Regions from separate parts of the Homo sapiens genome. Here region 1 is linked to region 2. A link is an interaction called in ENCODE POLR2A ChIA-PET data of the cell type or tissue named here. Cell type or tissue: CD4-positive, alpha-beta T cell. All regions are shown on one strand. Each heading gives the region's core, and the rest is flanking DNA. Links, peaks and the distances in the headings are about the cores only.

Region 1 (8,340 bases), core at 62-8,061, 150 kb after region 2:
AGATATTACAATATTTATAAATTATGTATAGAATGTAAGTGCTGTTATTCTGTAATCACCAGTTAGGAACAATCTACATTACTTTTGATGCCCTTCATCTCTCTTCTCTGATCCCATTCTGTTATGTTCCCAGAGACATAACTGCTACCCTGAATTTTGTTTTTATTATTTCATTGCTATAGTTTTACCACATTTGTATCTCTAAGCTGTGTTGTTTTGCCCTGCATGCTGTTGAACTTTATGACTAGAATTGTATTGTGGGTAAACTTCTTTCATTTGCTTTTTTATTCCGTATGAGATTTGAGACTCATTCATATTTTTGTATGGCCGTAGTTCATTGGTGTCTCCTTGTCTTATTGTGTTACATTATGAATATTCCACAATTTGTCCTTTGTAGTACTGATGAATGACTGGATTGTCCATTTTTTTTCTATCATGAGCAGTGGTGATGTGAACATTGTGCATGTCTTTTTATGCTCTTGGGCAAGAGTTTCTCTTTGTGTATGGTCAGGTGTATAGCTGCTGGGTTGTAGGATAATGCATTTCTTCAACTTTTCTAGAAGTAGTAGTTTTCTGTTGCTGTGTAACTAATTACCACAAACTTAGAGGCTTAAAACAACACACATTTTAAAATCTCATGGTCCTATAGGTCAGAAATGCAGTAGGCTTGGCTGGGTTATCTGCTCTGGGTCTTAGGAGGCTGAAATCAAGTTGTCAGTAGGACTGCATTCTTTTCTGGAGGCTCTGGAGATAAATCAACTCCCACACTTATTTGGGTTGTTGGTAGAATTCAGTTCATATGGTTGTAGGACTGAGGTCCATGTGTCCTTGCTGGATGTTAGCTGATGGTCGTTCTCAGCTTCTACAGGCCATACATTTCTTGCCTTGTGATCCTCTTTCTTTCTTCATCTTCAAAGCCGGCAATAGGAGGTTGAATCTCTCTCATGCTTTGAATCTCTCTGACTCATATTTTTTTCCTTCTCTAGATGGAGACCATTCTCTGCTTTTAAGGGCTCATATGATTTGATTGGGTCCACTGGGATAATCTAGATTACTCTATTTTATCTCCGTGGTCCTTTCACAGCTATACTCAAATTAGTGTTTGAATAACCAGGGGCAGGAATCTTGGAGGACTATCTTTAGATTTCTGACTACCACTGTATATAATGTTGTTTTCCATAGTGGTGGTACCAGTATGCATTTACCTTAGCAGACATTGGAGTTCTTGTTCCATGTCCTTAATATTGTCACTTAATATTGTCAGATATTTAGGCTGAGAAGTGGTATCTCATGGTGTTTTTAATCTGTGGGTCCATAATCTGTGGGTCCATATTTATCCATAAGTAAAGATAGTTTTATTTTGTTGCTTTTTAAAAAGTTTTACATAAATAATTTTATTCTGTATGTATTCTCTAACATGTGAGATTTTCCCTCAGATTTGTGCTTTTGTGGTTTGAGTTTTAATAACTACTGTATGGTGTTTTATTGTATGAATAGATCACAATTTGTTCATTCTTTCATTGATGAAAATTTAGATTGTTTCTTAGTTCTTGTGAATGTGTGAGAGAATTTCTTGATATATATATATATATATATATATATATATATATATATATATGATTGTATATATGTTGGTAGAATCTAGAAGTGGAAATCATGTGCATCTTCCCTGTTTTACTATATAGACTTACAAAAAGTAGATTCTTTCCTTTCCTCCTTTTTTTTTTTTTTTTTTTTTGGAAATGAAGTCTCGCTCTGTCACCCAGGCTGGAGTGCAGTGGCACGATCTTGGCTCACTGCAACCTCCGCCCCTCCAGGTTTAAGCAATTCTCTGCCTCAGCCTCCGGAGTAGCTGGGATTGCAGGCGCGTGCCATCACCTTCCCTCCATTCTTTTTTGCTTTCTTTTGTTACTGCTTTTATCCAATCTGACAAGCATATGTCTTTATTGTCTTTAAAAGAGCTACACAGGTAATGTCACAATGCTAAAAAAGTCAAATACTGTAAGTACATAAAGAAAAAGTCTCATCTAGTTATACTGGGTATTTTAATAAAAGTAGCATCATACTACATACTATATTTTGAAATATGCTTTTTCACCTAGATCAATACATACAGATCCGCATTCTTTTAATAATGATGTAGTATTCCTTTGCAGGTTGAGTTTTATTTACTATTCTATACTTAGTACCTAGCAATCAATAAATATTTGTGGGATGAGTGTGAAGAATATATGGGTACATATATTCATGAATTATTCAGCCCTTCCCCTGTTAGTTGATATTTAGTGTGCTCTGATTTGTATCTTTTAAAATGGTGTCACAGTGATCATTCTCATATATATATCTTTGAACATTTATGGGTGTATTCTTAGTCTAGAGCCCTAGAAGTGGAATTGCCTGGTCAAAGGAGATTTAAATTGGATAGTGGCAATTGGTTGTCCCGTTTTTATTTCAGTCTGTACTCCCACTAATGGTGTTTTGGTGTTCTTTCCCCTATTCACTTGCCTACAACATTATCTATTACCGATCCCTTATTTTTCTGTATCTTAAAATTAATGTTGAAATTTTTATCAAAATAATACTTGGACATTGTTTAAAAATAGCGAGCATAAAGTCTTGCAATGAAAAATAGAGGCAAACTCTATTCTTGTTATAATACCTATTTTTAATATTTCTAAACATTTTATTCCACTGTTATTTGTTTATCCACTTTAAATATTATGCATTGCCTTCCCAGTTTGATAGGTGAGGATTTGGACATCTTAAACTCCTCATTTACCATTTCCCACTCTCTGACTGTGGTTACATCCGTATTTTTAGTGAAATCAATAAGAAATATTTAGTTAGTGACAACTTAACTATTCATCTGCAAAGCCAGGTAGTAGTCTATGACTACATTTCCTTTCTTATGTATTTTTTAAGTTAAGTTACCTAGTTTTTTTCACCTGCATCACTTTTTAATACAGATTCTTGGTAGATGGATCATCTTTTCTCTCAGTATTTATATTTTTATAAAACAAAAACTGTCAATCCTTTCACACAACATCTGTACAACTTGATACAGTTCTGAGGGGCGAAAGAGTTAGGAAACTTGAATTCTGCTCCTGACTTTTCTGAATAGCTTGACCTCTGGCAAGCAGCCTTGCCTCACCTCTCTCTGCCTTGTTTACTCATTTATAAAAATGGGATTGGGTTTGAACTGGCTGGTCTCTGATTCCTTTCAGTTCTGCCATTCTGGTTTTTTTGGTCTCCTGTTTAATCTTAATTGTATCACTTAAATAGCTAACTGTAACAGCTTGTGGGGGGAGTGCATTTTACAACTTGGAGAAGAAAAAGGCTTGGATGAGAAAGACAAGATAATATGGAAACTTGAAGGGCTGCTGTATAGAGAATAATTAGGCTGGTTTCATGTGATTCAAAACTAATAGCTGTAGTTGAACGGGAGGTGCTCTGGATTCAGCATAATGGACACACTCCTAACAGTTAATTCCTGTCCAACATTGAAGGGGGCCACCTTAAGTGGTGGGTATTTCCTAACACTGAAAGGACAGAGGTCAAGGTAGATAGGCAAAATGATGCTTTAGAGACAGGTTGAAGTTATTTAAGTCCCAGCCAGCCAGGGATAGTACTGGATGGCTTCTCTAACCTTTTGGCCTCCCATAGGTGGACATTATGGCATGATAAGGTTGTTAAAATAATTTTAAAAAACATATTGTGGCGTGACTCATTGGTCATTACTTTAACCAAATTATAATAATGATGATTCATATACTTTTTTGAAAATCTGCTTTTTTTTTTTTTTTGGTTGAAGTGCCTAAGTACTGTTCTCAGTTTTGAAAATGTTACTCCTTTAAGTCTTGTGTAGTTCTTGATGATTCATCTGGGAAAGCAGCCCTTTTCTTCTTTTTGAGTGATCTTTGAAAGCTTGACACTTTCCCCGTAAACTAAGCTGGGAACTTTGAGTTTGAGTTTTTAGTTGCCACAACTGTGGGGGTGCTAATGGCACCTAGTAGGAAGGGCCTGTTGAGATACACAGCTAAATTAAATTTGTCATTGATTATGTGGGTGTGTTGCCAAGTTTTCTGGAGATGTTTACCAGTCTGGGCAATTTTGATAGTATTATCTTCTTACAGTTTCTGCTGTGAAGCAGTCTTTGAAGAAATATAAGATATTTATAGGAGCAAGCCCTTGGGGAAAAAAGCATTCTTACTAGTTTTATTTGATTAATTAATTAATTACAATGCCCTCATTCCCAATTCTTGAGGTAGAATTTTGATCACCTTAGCATCTGAGTGAGGAGGTAATGTGTGTGTTTACATTTCCTGAACTACCTCAGGTCTCCTCTAACCACTGGGTGTCTTGTTCCTGCTGAATTGTACTGTGCAGTAGACTCCACTGTATTAGTGGATGCATCAGTCTGTGGTAGGATTTCTTGACCTTAGCTCTGCTGACAGTTGGGGTTGGATAATTCTTTGTTGTGGGGAACTGTTCTGTGTATTGTAGGATGTTCAGTAGCATCCCTGGCCTCTTCCTACTAGGTGCCATTAGCACCACCACAATTGTGGCAACTAAAAATATCTCCAAGACACTGGCAAAATCCCCTGGGGTGATAAACTGCCCCTGTTGAGAACCACAGACTTACGAATACCGCTCAGCTGGTCCTCTGCCATGGTTAAGGTCTTCCTACTCTTGTCTGGTTTCTCCGTGTTCCCAGCCTTGCTCACAGCCTCCTCTTACCTGACTGTGCTCTGCTTAGCTAATTAGGCAGAAAGTTGCCAAGTAGAAGGTGGAATCAGTGGGGAATAGGGCAGAGCTGGAGTCAGGTGTGGCCCTGGGTAGGGGCTAAGCTCTGGCAGCACACAGATGGGTGTGTTTTTTTGTGGTAGCTAAGATTAGACTGCTAAAGCAAATGATCTTTGACATGAAAATAAACTGACAATACCACCGGTGGTCCTAGCGCACAATACTAATCAGGTATGTGGTATCTTTATATTGTCTCAAGCCTGCCTTGGAGTCTGTTGTTAACGAAAGCTCCAAGCATGTTTCCTCCTTAATGTTTTTATTTGAAAGAAGCAAAGAAAAGTGAAACTGGTTCTTGACGAACTTCATATTCAATATAGTTTCAGTTTTCAGGTGACTTAAATAGCTAGATACATTTTTTACATATATGAAATGAGGTGGGAGAGTTTGTAAATTTGAAGCAGCAAATGTTTACTGAATGCAGCCAGGTATGGTGCCATGGCCTCAAGAAATACTTGGAGTGCACAGGGAGTGAGACAGGCACCATCATGTAAGCGGTGGTAGTTCACAGATGGTGAGGGGTGAGATCTCATAAACTGGAGACTGGGACAGGTGTTCATATTCCCTACTTATTTTCATTTTCAAACAGTCACTGTTTATAATATGTCTGTTCTGAGCTTTATGAATTTTTTTTTTTACTTAAGATCATCCTAACTGCCCATTTTGTAAACTTTATTCTCTTAACATTTATTATGTCATATTTCCTGATTTTAAATAACTTCTAATGACTGCATATTGCGTTTTGTGGTTATATCCTAAGTTGTTTACGTAATGATTTCGCTATTGTTTAATGTGGATTATTTTAAGAATTTTGCTATTATAGTTATCATTTGATGAATATCTTCAGCATAAATTTTAGTCCACAGTTTAGATTATTTCTTTCAGATAGTGTCATGAAGTAGAATACTGTGGATTTTTTTTTTTTTTTTTTTTTTTTTTTTGGAGACGGAGTCTTTCAGGCTGGAGTGCAGTGGTATGATCTCGGCTCACTGCAACCTCCGCCTCCCGAGTTCAAGCAATTCTCCTGTCTCAGCCTCCCGAGTAGCTGGGATTACAATGCCCGCCACCACGTCCGGCTAACTTTTGTATTTTTAGTAGAGACAGGGTTTCACCATGTTGGCCAGGCTGGTCTCGAACTCCTGATCTCAGGTAATCCACCCACCTCTGCCTCCCAAAGTGCTGGGATTATAGGCGTGAGCCACCACGCCTGGCCTGGTGTGGATATTTTTAAGGCTCTTGATTCATATTGCTGAACTGCTTTCCTAAAAGATTCTAATTAATGCTTCCACTAGCAAGGTGTTGAGTGGCCATTTTAGGACATCCTTGCCAATGTTGATGTTTTCTAAAAAGAAAATTACCGATTTAACAGGTGGAAAACATCTCATCTTTCATTGACTTTTTGTTTTTGCTTTCCTTTAAAACTTCATTAGCTTCTTTTGTGCAGTTGGCTGTACATGTCCTTTTCCTGTTAATCTTTTGGAGGGGTTATAGTGCTTTTTAAAAGAAATTTGCTTTATATAGCTTGTTTATATATGAAAGGTAGTGACTTTTTGTCTGTCATTTTTGTAAAAAAAAAAAGCTTACCTAGTTTTCTAGTTATGTCTTTTGCTTTATGTGTAACTTACAGAAAAAATACACAAAGAATATAGAGAATTACTACATATAATTTACTAAGATTCACCAGTTGTTTGTATTTTACCTCATTAGCTTTATCACTCTTTCCCCCTTTCTTTTTATGCATATATGTGAATGTATTTTTTGTGATTCATTTGAGTTTAAGTTGTATAAGTCCTAAGAATACTTCAACATGTATTTCTAAGAGCCAGGGTATTCTCTTGCATAACCACAGTAAAATTAGCAGTCAAGAAATTTAACAATTGGTACGGTGTTGTTATCTAATTCATAGTGCAGTTTCAACAGTTGTCCCTATAATGTCCTTTATTGCCCTTTTGTTTTCCATGTCCAGTATCCAGTCCTGAATCGCCATGAAATTATCATATTTCTTTAGTCTCCTTTAATCTGGAGTACTTTGTTAACCTTTCATTGTCATTCTTGACATTGATCTTTTGGAAGAGTACAGATCAGTTATTTTTTTAGAATGTCCCTCACTTTTTACTTGTCTGAAATTTCCTCATGGTTAGATTCAGTTCATGCATTTTATGCAAGGATAACAAAAAAGTGATTTTTATTTTTCTCAGTGCAGCATATTAGGAGCAACCTGATGTCAGTTTGTTCTAATATTGCTGATAACATCAAACAGTTGGTTTAGTTGGTATCTGCCAGATTTCTCTACTGCCATGATACTGTTTTTCTCTTTGAAGTTAATATTTGTTGACAATGTGTTAATATCCTGTTCCTCATCAAACTTTCACCCACTAGTTTTAGCGTCCAGTGATGACTTTCCAACTGCATGCTTCCTTCTGTAGCTATTGATTGGCATTCTACTGTAAGGAAGACCTTTCCCTCCTCCCTCCACATCCCATTTATTTATTTGTTCAATTATTTATTTGAATGATTCATATACATATTCTTATTTAGTGGTCTGTAACTCATTACTGTTATTATCTTGATACTAAAATCATCCCAAATTTGGTCTGTGTAAACTCTTTCAAACTGGCTTCTGTGTTTTCATATGTCTCCAGAATTCTTTGAGTACCTATTTACTTTCTGGTGCAACAAGATGATCTGGGCTCATTTTGTATGGCCCACCCCTCAAATCAGCTTTTCTTCGAGGAGTATTGTTACTATTAGTGAGGAAAAAATGGTATTTGGAAATCAAGATCTGGATATATGATGTGCTTATTGTGACTGATGTGTCATTATTTCTAGGCCTACTCAGTGGCCACAGCTAGGATATGTTTGTTTGTGTGTAAATAGATATATGTATATCCATATTTTAATTTTTTATTAAACAATTTTTTTAGAGACAGGGTCTCACTCTGTCTCCTAGGCTGGAATGCAGTGGTATGATCATAGCTCACTGTAACCTCGAACTCCTGGGCTCAAGCAAATCCCCCTACCTTGGTTTCCCAAGTAGCTAGGACTACAGACATGGGCCACCATGCCCAGCTATTTTTAAAATTTTTAGTAGAGATGGGATCTTGCTGTATTCTCCAGGCTGGTCTTAACTCCTAGCCACAGGCAGTCCTCTGCTTTGGCCTCCTTAAAGTGGTAGGATTACAGATACTTATTTTAAATTTATATATCTTAGTTCGTTATGCTGCTATAACAAAATACCTGAGACTGGGTAATTTATAAACAGTGGAAATTGATTTCTTATGGTTCTAGCAGCTGGGAAGTTCAAGGCACCAGCATTCATTCTCTGGTGAGGGCCTTCTTGCTGTATCTTCGTGTGATGGAAAAGTGGAAGGGCAAAAGGGCTGACTAGCTCCTCCAGCCCTTTTTTAAATAATATTTTTAATTTTTAATTTTTGTGGGCACATAGTAGGTATATATATATTTGTGAGGTGCATGAGATATTTTGATACAGGCATGCAATGTGAAATAATCATATCGCGGCAAATAGGGTATACATCCCCT
Region 2 (8,277 bases), core at 1-8,000:
AGCAAGTATATTTTTTCAGAGTTTTATTATGCATTAGCTGTTTTCTCAGTATTATCATGCTTTGCCACAAATGAAAAAAACCTATAGCATGTGGCCTTATGGAAGGTCTGGGAAGTAATTAAGATTTGGCAGCGGCAACCAGCACATCCGGAGAAGAGTTCTGGCTGCAGACTGGAAGGCGAAGGGGCATCAAGACTTAACACTAAGGGCCGAGCGCAGTGGCTCGCGCCTGTAATCCTAGCACTTTGGGAGGCTGAAGTAGGATAACTGCTTGAACCCGGGAGGCGGAGGTTGCAATGGGCAGATCGCTTGAGGTCAGAAGTTCAAAAGCAGACTCACCAACATGGTGAAACCCCATCTCTACTAAAAATAGAAAAAAAATTAGCCAGGCCTGGTGGCGGGAGCCTGTAATCCCAACTACATGGGAGGTGTGGGCAGGAGAATTGCTTGAACACGGGAGGCGGATGTTGCAGTGAGCCGAGATGGTGTCACTGCACTCCAGCCTGGATGACAGAGCAAGACTCTGTCTCGGAAGAAAAAAAAAAAAGCTAAGGCTAAAGGGATGGAGAGATGGATGGAAAACAGGAAATCCCCAGTATTGGACAGAAATAAAGAACAATTACCAAAACACAATAAAACAAAACCAAAAAAACTCCACAAAAACTACAACATGGAAAACTCAGAATCTACGAAAACTTGGCTAGAAAAGAGCTGGAGAAAAGATAAGACCTAAGACTGTGATTGAGAAAAATTGTATGATGTTCCCCATTTCTTCCCACTGAAGTATTGATCTGGTACCAATCTAGTACCAATCTGGTACAGGCACACTGGGTACAAAGTAAACTTCCCTTGCCGGGCGCCGTGGCTCAGGCCTGTAATCCCAGCACTTTGGGAGGTCGAGGTGGGCGGATCACGAGGTCAGGAGATCGAGATCATCCTGGCTAACTCGGTGAAACCCCGTCTCTTCTAAAAATACAAAAAATTAGCCAGGCGTGGTGGCACGCGCCTGTAGTCCCAGCTACTTGGAAGGTTGAGGCAGGAGAATGGCGTGAACCCGGGAGGCGGAGCTTGCAGTGAGCGGAGATCGCACCACTGCACTCCAGCCTGGGTGACAGAGTGAGACTCCATCTCAAAAAAAAAAAGAAACTTCCCAAATCCTTTGGGACTCTGGTGCTGCAGCACTGACTGCAGAGAAGTGCTGACTACCTGATCCAGCAAGAAAAGTACAGAATGAAAAGAACAGGAGTGCTTAAAAGGACACCAAATTAATCTTGATGAAAACATTATGGGGCTGTGCACACCAGAGAAGTTGAGTCTAGAGTCCCTGACTTTTCCAGTGAGATAGTCAGGACCAAGCATGGACATTCTGTGTAAACAATCAGAAAACTACTGATTTTACTTGAATACTTTTTTTTTTTTTTGAGACGGAGTTTCGCTCTTATTGCCCAGGCTGGAGTACAATGGCAGGATCTCGGCTCACCGCAACCTCCGCCTCCCAGGTTCAAGCGATTCTCCTGCCTCAGCCTTCCCAAGTAGCTGGGATTACAGGCATGCGCCACCATGCCCGGCTAATTTTGTATTTTTTTAGTAGAGACGGGGTTTCTCCATGTTGGTCAGGCTGGTCTCGAACTCCCAACCTCAGGTGATCCACCCGTCTTGGCCTCCCAAAGTGCTGGGATTACAGGCATGAGCCACCACGCCTGGCCGAATACTTGTTATTTTTCAAACTCATAAGTACTCCTTTGCTGTTAAAGGAAATAACTGGCAAAGAGATCTCTAACACCTTTATTAATGTCTTTATTTTATATATAGCTCTCCAAAAAAAGACAGGAAGTGGCATTTAACTTGAGCTATTAAAAAATGCACAAACATGCTGCACAAGTTGACTACATGGCATTCTCTTAACTATTCTAAATCTTGGGCTTTTTTAATAATTTTGTGATTCTGAAAATTTTATTACTTTATATCTAACAATCTCGGGAGATCGCTTACTTTAATAATCCTTTTTCCACAAATGAATGCTGATATTCAGAAAGTTGGGACACCCTATGAGAAACACAGGTCTGTTACCTAAGCTTCCTCTCCATCCTCATCTCTTAAGTCTCCACTCTGCTCCAGCCATACTTACTTCCTTTGTATGCTGGAATTATACTATTTGCCAAGGGAGAGGCTCTATCTAATTTACCTATGTATTCCTACCACCTAGAAGAAACAGTAAATAGACAGAAATCACACATAGATTTAAGCTCAGTAATCTGTTTACAGTTGATTCCATATTGTAAGTTCGGCCATCATAAACTTTAGTTGAGAATATTGCAAGCAGACATATATATCCCCTGAATATAATTTATCAGAACAGAATGACCCCAATCAACAACTGAAACCATATGCTGGTGTCCAGAGGGTCTAACCAGGTAAACAGCTGTCCTTACAGATCACGCCACAACAAAGGCAGTGTGAGTGCCACACAATTCAGCACAATTGCTGACTACTCTCAAAACGACAAAAGATGGAAGCACTGAAGTATAAGAAAATTTTATCATTAGACTTTTTTAGAGGCTTGGAAAAAAGGACTTAAAACTTTACAAATAAAAAAGAGGCGTTAATCCCAGAGAAAAAAGCTACAATTACCAAGAACCACACTTCCACCAAAATTTAGGAGGGAACCTAACAGTAAGTTATTTAAAATTACAATATCTCCTACTCCCAAAAAAGGAATTATAATATAACTAAATAACTCACATTCTCTATGAACTGGGTATTAGAGAGCATAAGGAAGTCATTGAAGACATTATGCAGGCGACAATCTGTGGCTTTGGTTTCCCGGATTAGTCCGTCCACTTGTTTCTTGATTTCATGGGTCCTAGAGATAGTTTGCTGTGAGAATTCCTGTAGAAACTGTAGTAGCTATTTTAAAAAATAAACATACAGTAGTATCAATGTTACATGTAACTATTCTGCATGTCACATCAAAAAAGAACCCATTTCCTTTCACCTTTGAGTGTTAGAATGTGAAAGAAATGCTTTTTTTTTTTTTTGAGAGAGAGTTTCACTCTGTTGCCTGGGCTGGAGTACAGTGGCGCCATCTCGGCTCACTGCACCTCCCGCGTTCAAGCGATTCTCCTGCCTCAGCCTCCCGAGTAGCTGGAATTACAGGTGCCCGCCACAACGCCCAACTAATTTTGTGTATTTTTAGTAGAGACGGGGTTTCACCATGTTGGCCAGGCTGGTCTCGAACTCCTGACCTCGTGATTCGCCCACCTCGGCCTCCCAAAGTGCTAGGATTACAGGTGTGAGCCACTGTGCCCGGCCGGAATGCTGGTTTGACAAGTACTAAAACCAAGTGACATTGGAAAACACTAAGAAAGCTCATCAAAAGAGTGGCAGTGAGCTAATGGACACCTATCTCGTTTCTGGAAAAATTTAAAATCCCTTTTTGGCACTGGGTATGGTGGCTCACGCTTGTAATCCAACACTTTGGGAGGCTGAGGCAGGGTTATCGCTAGAGTCCAGGAGTTGCAGACCAGTCTGGGCAACATAGCAAGACCCCCATCTCTACTAAAATTAAATAAATAAACAAATCAGACAGGTGTGGTGGACGCCTATAGTCCCAGCTACTCAGGACGCTGAGGTGAGAGGATCACCTGAACCCCAGAGGATTCAGTGAGCCAAGATCGAGCCACTTGCACTCCAGCCTGGGCGACAGGGCAAAACCCTGTCTCCTTTTAAAAGTCCTCTTTGGTTGTCAATCTACAGAGATCACAGACCAAGGGTTAGCTAATCAACCACCACTCTTATTCAAAAATCCTATTCATTTGGGACTCGAACAGTTCTGAGCTTTTTGGGCCCCCGATTTGAAGAATCCCATTAAAGGATATCCACATACTGGCTTGTTTCCCACCCCATTTAGTCCAGGTCCCAACAGGAATCGCCTCCCTAGTGCCCGAGCAATCCCTCAGTGTGGCGGAAACGGATCTCCCCTCCGGATGGAGCTGAGCCAGAAACCCCATGAAGGGAACGTCGCGTCTGGGCCACGGTCAGGGTCTGCCCCTCTCCCTGGTGGCCGGGGACTGCCAGGGTGGCATTCTCGGGGGCTAAACGGGGCGTGTGTTCCTAAGAGGGCAGGCAACGGGACGGGCCAGGTGCAGGGGCAGTCGCGGTCCGGCCCTCCTGCGCGCAAGCCAAGCGTCACCCCTGCCGCTCTCGCGTCCCCGGGGCCCGCCTCTCACGCCCGCGTCGGCCGCCAGCGACCAGCTCTGGCTGCTCCTGCGGATCTCCTCCACCGACCACGGCCGCTCCCACACGGGCTCCGACGCCGGCACCAGCTCCTGGTCGGGGGTCGTCCGGTTCATCTGCAGCGAAAAAAACGAGAAGAGAGGCTGAGCCTGAGGGCGGCAGGGACGGCGGCCCCAGCCCAGGCCGGCCCCTCTCCGGCCCGCCGCCCTCACCATCCCAGCCGCCCGGCTCGGTGGGCTCCGAGGCTGCCAGCACAGGCCGAGGACCGCAGAGCCCCGGAAGCCTAGCCCCAGCCAAGCTGCCCGGGGCGTGACCGGCCTCACGTGACCTGATGTCACGTGACAGAACCCGCACGTGATCCGACCTGCGATGCTGAGGGGAGGAAGCTGCGGAAGTGGACTGGGACTGGAGTTTGGGGTTCTACCCTAGGTTGGGGCGGAGGAAGCTGGAGGATAGGGGCTGACGCCAGGAACGCTGCAGAGGCGGGTTGGGCGGGGGGCGCTGCCGCCCAAGGCCCGAGGCAGCGGCGCGGGATCGGCCAAAGCACCGGCCGCCAGTTCGGCGGGTCTGGAGAGAGGGGACCTCAAGCAGCCAGTGGAGCAACCAGCCTGGGAGCCTTCGACGTAGGCGCTGTGGGCGAAGGAAAAGGCCTGGCCTGCTGCCTCTTCTCTTGCAGCAAAATCCGCTGCTGTGAAGGAGCTGGTAGGCGGACGCTCTGTAGATAAGAGAATCCCTGATCTGCCTGGGCATCATCTTGCTCTTTATGACCTGCTTGGCTGCCACTGTGTAGGGCCTGCTTAAAGTCCTTTGCACTCTCAGCATTCCCCTCAAGTTCAAGGACAAGCTTCTCATTATGGCAGGCATAAAACTCTTTATAATTCGTCCTCCACTCTCCCAGCTCAGGGCTCCAGCTGTTGTCTCACACTTCCTTGAAGTTCCCTCTGCTGAGTCGCCCTTGTGCCTGACCAACTTACTTACTAAAATAAAAATCCCAATTTCTTTCCAGTCATGTGTGCCCAAGGGCGAGTTATTTAACTTTTCTGAGCTTTCCTCAGTAAAACGAAGCTACATATCTTGCAAGGATGTGATATTAAAGTTATGATATTGTAAAACAGGTGCCACGGTGCTTGGCCTAGGGTGAGCCTTCAACCTAGAACATACCACTGTCCCCATGCACCTTGCTCACACACCCAATCCCAGACTTTTCTTTTGTAGTCACCTCAGTTATCACCTCATTAAATAACCTGATTACCCCAAGTACAGCTTAAGTGACTTAAGTTATTTTCTATGGCTAGCGGAAGGGTCTCCGCTACATTGGAGAGCTGGGGTGGTCTGGAGTTCCACGGTGTGGTGGGCCAGAGGCCACCTCTCCTGCGGTCTCTTAGTGTCTCGCTGGCGGGGTTCGGCCCGAGCTAGATAGACACAGCCCTTGGCGGATTTAAACAACCTAAACATTAAACAATACAGCTGCCTCAAATCTTTGGGAATTTCAGAATGACTGACACTGCCAAAGCTGTTCCAAATTTTGAAGAGATGTTTGCTAGTAGATTCACAGAAGATGACGAGGAGTATCAGGAATACTTGAAACGCCCTCCTGAGTCCTCTCCAATTGTTGAGGAATGGAATAGCAGAGCTGGTGGGAACCAAAGAAACAGAGACAATCGGTTGCAAGATAGCAGACAGTTCAGAGGCAGGGACGGCAGATGGGGGTGGCCAAGTGACAATCGATCCAATCAGTGGCGTGGACAATCCTGCGGTAACAATTACCCGCAACACAGACAAGAACCTTACTATCCCGACCAATATGGACATTAAGGTTACAACCAGCTGCCCCCTTACGATAGAAATGTTGGCAGCTTTTAGTAAAAGCATTTACTGTGTTACCACGACAAAAGTTTGGGTGTCTTCTGTCGGTCATAGTTGGTTTTTTTTGTTGTCGTTTGTTTGTTTGTTTGTTTGTTTTTGAGACGGAGTCTCTCTCTGTCGCCCAGGCTGGAGTGCAGTCTCGGCTCACTGCAAGGTCCGCCTCCCAGGTTCATGCCATTCTCCTGCCTCAGCCTCCCGAGTAGCTGTGACTACAAGAGCCCGCCACCACGCCTGGCTAATTTTTTGTATTTTTAATAGAGACAGGGTTTCACTGTGTTAGCCAGGATGGTCTCGATCTCCTGACCTCGTGATCCGCCCGCCTCAGCCTCCCAAAGTGCTGGGATTACAGGCGTGAGCCACTGCGCCCGGCTCGGTCATAGTTTTACATCTGATTTTACAGAATGGATTATTGATTTTTTGGAAGTTGAGACTTTAAAAAAAAATACATCTTACTTGCGAGATGCGATGGTTGCTGGGAATACCTGAAATTGTGGATTATATTGCTTGACTTCTACCTCAGAGTCTTCGTTTCATGACTTAATAGTGTTTTGAGTTTGGTATATTTTTCTTATTTGACCTCCAGGAATTCTTCGTTTTACACAGATATAAAAATTTTAAAATAGAAAATGCTTGCTTTTACTTTGTAAGGTAAGAGAGTATCCACATGCTTAGATGTGCTCGTTTCTAAAATTCTAGAGGTTAATACAATCAGCTCATGAATGCACAGCTATGCTTCTTGTGATAGATTGTACATAACATCAGCAGTTGAAAGGTAAAACAATTGCTTTTTTTTTTTTTTTGCTTTTGTTACGTGACTATGGTACTTTGTGATTCCTTACTCTATAATGAGTCGCTCCACATTTATTTGGGTCTCTTTTTAGAGGGAAATCAGTAATAAAGCTGTAAAATAAATAAGGAAAAAAGTTGTTTTTGATGTATTTATCCTAAGGTATTACATTGTATTGTAATCATTTAAATATCAGTCTCTCCTTTAATAATAGCTAACATTTATCAAGTGTTCAGTATTTACCACTTTATACATTGTTCATTTAATTCACACAATGACTATGAGGGAGGAAATATTATTTCCAAATTATAGTTGAGGAAACTGAGGTACAGAAAGGAGAAGTAACTTACTTATGATTAGGTAACCAGGAAAGAGGCAGACCCGAGAACACACACTGTGAGCCAATATGTTACAGTAACCTATAACAGTGTTAACACTAAGGCTGGGCTGGCGTGGTGGCTCACACCTGTAATCCCAGCACTGTGGGAGGCCAAGGCGGTTCGAGACCAGCCTGGGAAACATGGTGAAACCCCATATCTACAAAAAAAAAAAATTAGCTGGACATGGCGGCATAGATCTGTAGTTCGAGCTACTCAGGAGAATGAGGTGGAATGATCGCTTGAGCCCCTGAGACCAAGGTTGCAGTCAGCCGAGATTGCACCACTCCACTCCAGCCTGGAAGAAGACTAAGACTGCTGTCTGCAAAAACAGTCTTAGAGTCTTAAGGGGACTTCATTTTTAAGTCACCATCTACCAACCTCTTCCACTTCCCCCACATTCATTAAAACACACACACACGCGCGCGCGCACGCACGCACACACATACACACTTTAGAACTTGGAACTTGGTTGGTAAAATTGAGGCGAGCCAATTACCAAACTTGGATTTTATGTAACACCATCATGGGTAACTTCAGTGGCCACGAACTTAACACCCTTAATCTACGTCCCACACCCTGGAATTTATCACTGAAACATTGTGACTCCAAAATCTGAATTTCTCCTGAATAGAGTAGCCCATTTATTTATTTATTTGTCTGTTTGGAGACAGAGTCTTACTCTGACGCCCAGGCTGGAGTGCAGTGGCACGATCTTGGCTCACTGCAACCTCCACCTCCTGGGTTCAAGTGACTCTCGTGCCTCAGCTTCCCAAGTAGCTAGGATTACAGGCGTGTGCCACCATGCCCAGCTAATTTTTGTATTTTTAGTGGAGACAAGGTTTTGCCATATTGGCCAGGCTGGTCTTAAACTCCGGACTTCAGGTGATCCACCTGCCTCACCCTCTCAAAGTTCTCCGATTGCAGGCGTGATTCACAATGCCTGGCCACAAACTGTTTTTCAAAACAGTACAGTATAGTGAGTAAAAGCACTAGCTTATGCAACAGGTT

What was found. ChIA-PET counts read pairs that join two places held together with the same protein. Peaks named below come from ENCODE experiments on the same cell type or tissue, not always from the same donor. Only the 100,000 strongest peaks of a DNase experiment are listed, where the experiment ranks them.
Region 1: POLR2A ChIA-PET joins it to region 2 with 8 read pairs; 1 of 35 experiments calls an interaction of 5 or more read pairs at or near these places.

Annotation. Positions count from the first base shown.
Region 1 is chr10:45,577,405-45,585,744 of GRCh38, reverse strand. It overlaps a transcript of MARCHF8 not described here. Among named protein-coding and RNA genes, the nearest start is that of MARCHF8, 46 kb to the right of the region's middle. In CD4-positive, alpha-beta T cell, for the core only: no CTCF peak of the experiment used is centred there; a DNase peak (open chromatin) is centred at 4,634; H3K4me3 peaks cover 1,617 bases; H3K27ac peaks cover 2,160 bases.
Region 2 is chr10:45,723,492-45,731,768 of GRCh38, reverse strand. It overlaps WASHC2C (WASH complex subunit 2C), which reads right to left and starts at 4,503. Exons shown (of 31, transcript NM_001330074.2): 1 at 4,449-4,503; 2 at 4,230-4,352; 3 at 2,743-2,907. The coding sequence starts at 4,451. LOC107984227 (RNA guanine-N7 methyltransferase activating subunit-like) reads left to right here and starts at 4,587. Exons shown (of 1, transcript NR_199876.1): 1 at 4,587-7,017. RefSeq lists enhancers at 3,787-4,531, 4,532-5,277 and a silencer at 4,763-4,812. In CD4-positive, alpha-beta T cell, for the core only: no CTCF peak of the experiment used is centred there; a DNase peak (open chromatin) is centred at 4,608; H3K4me3 peaks cover 1,589 bases; H3K27ac peaks cover 360 bases.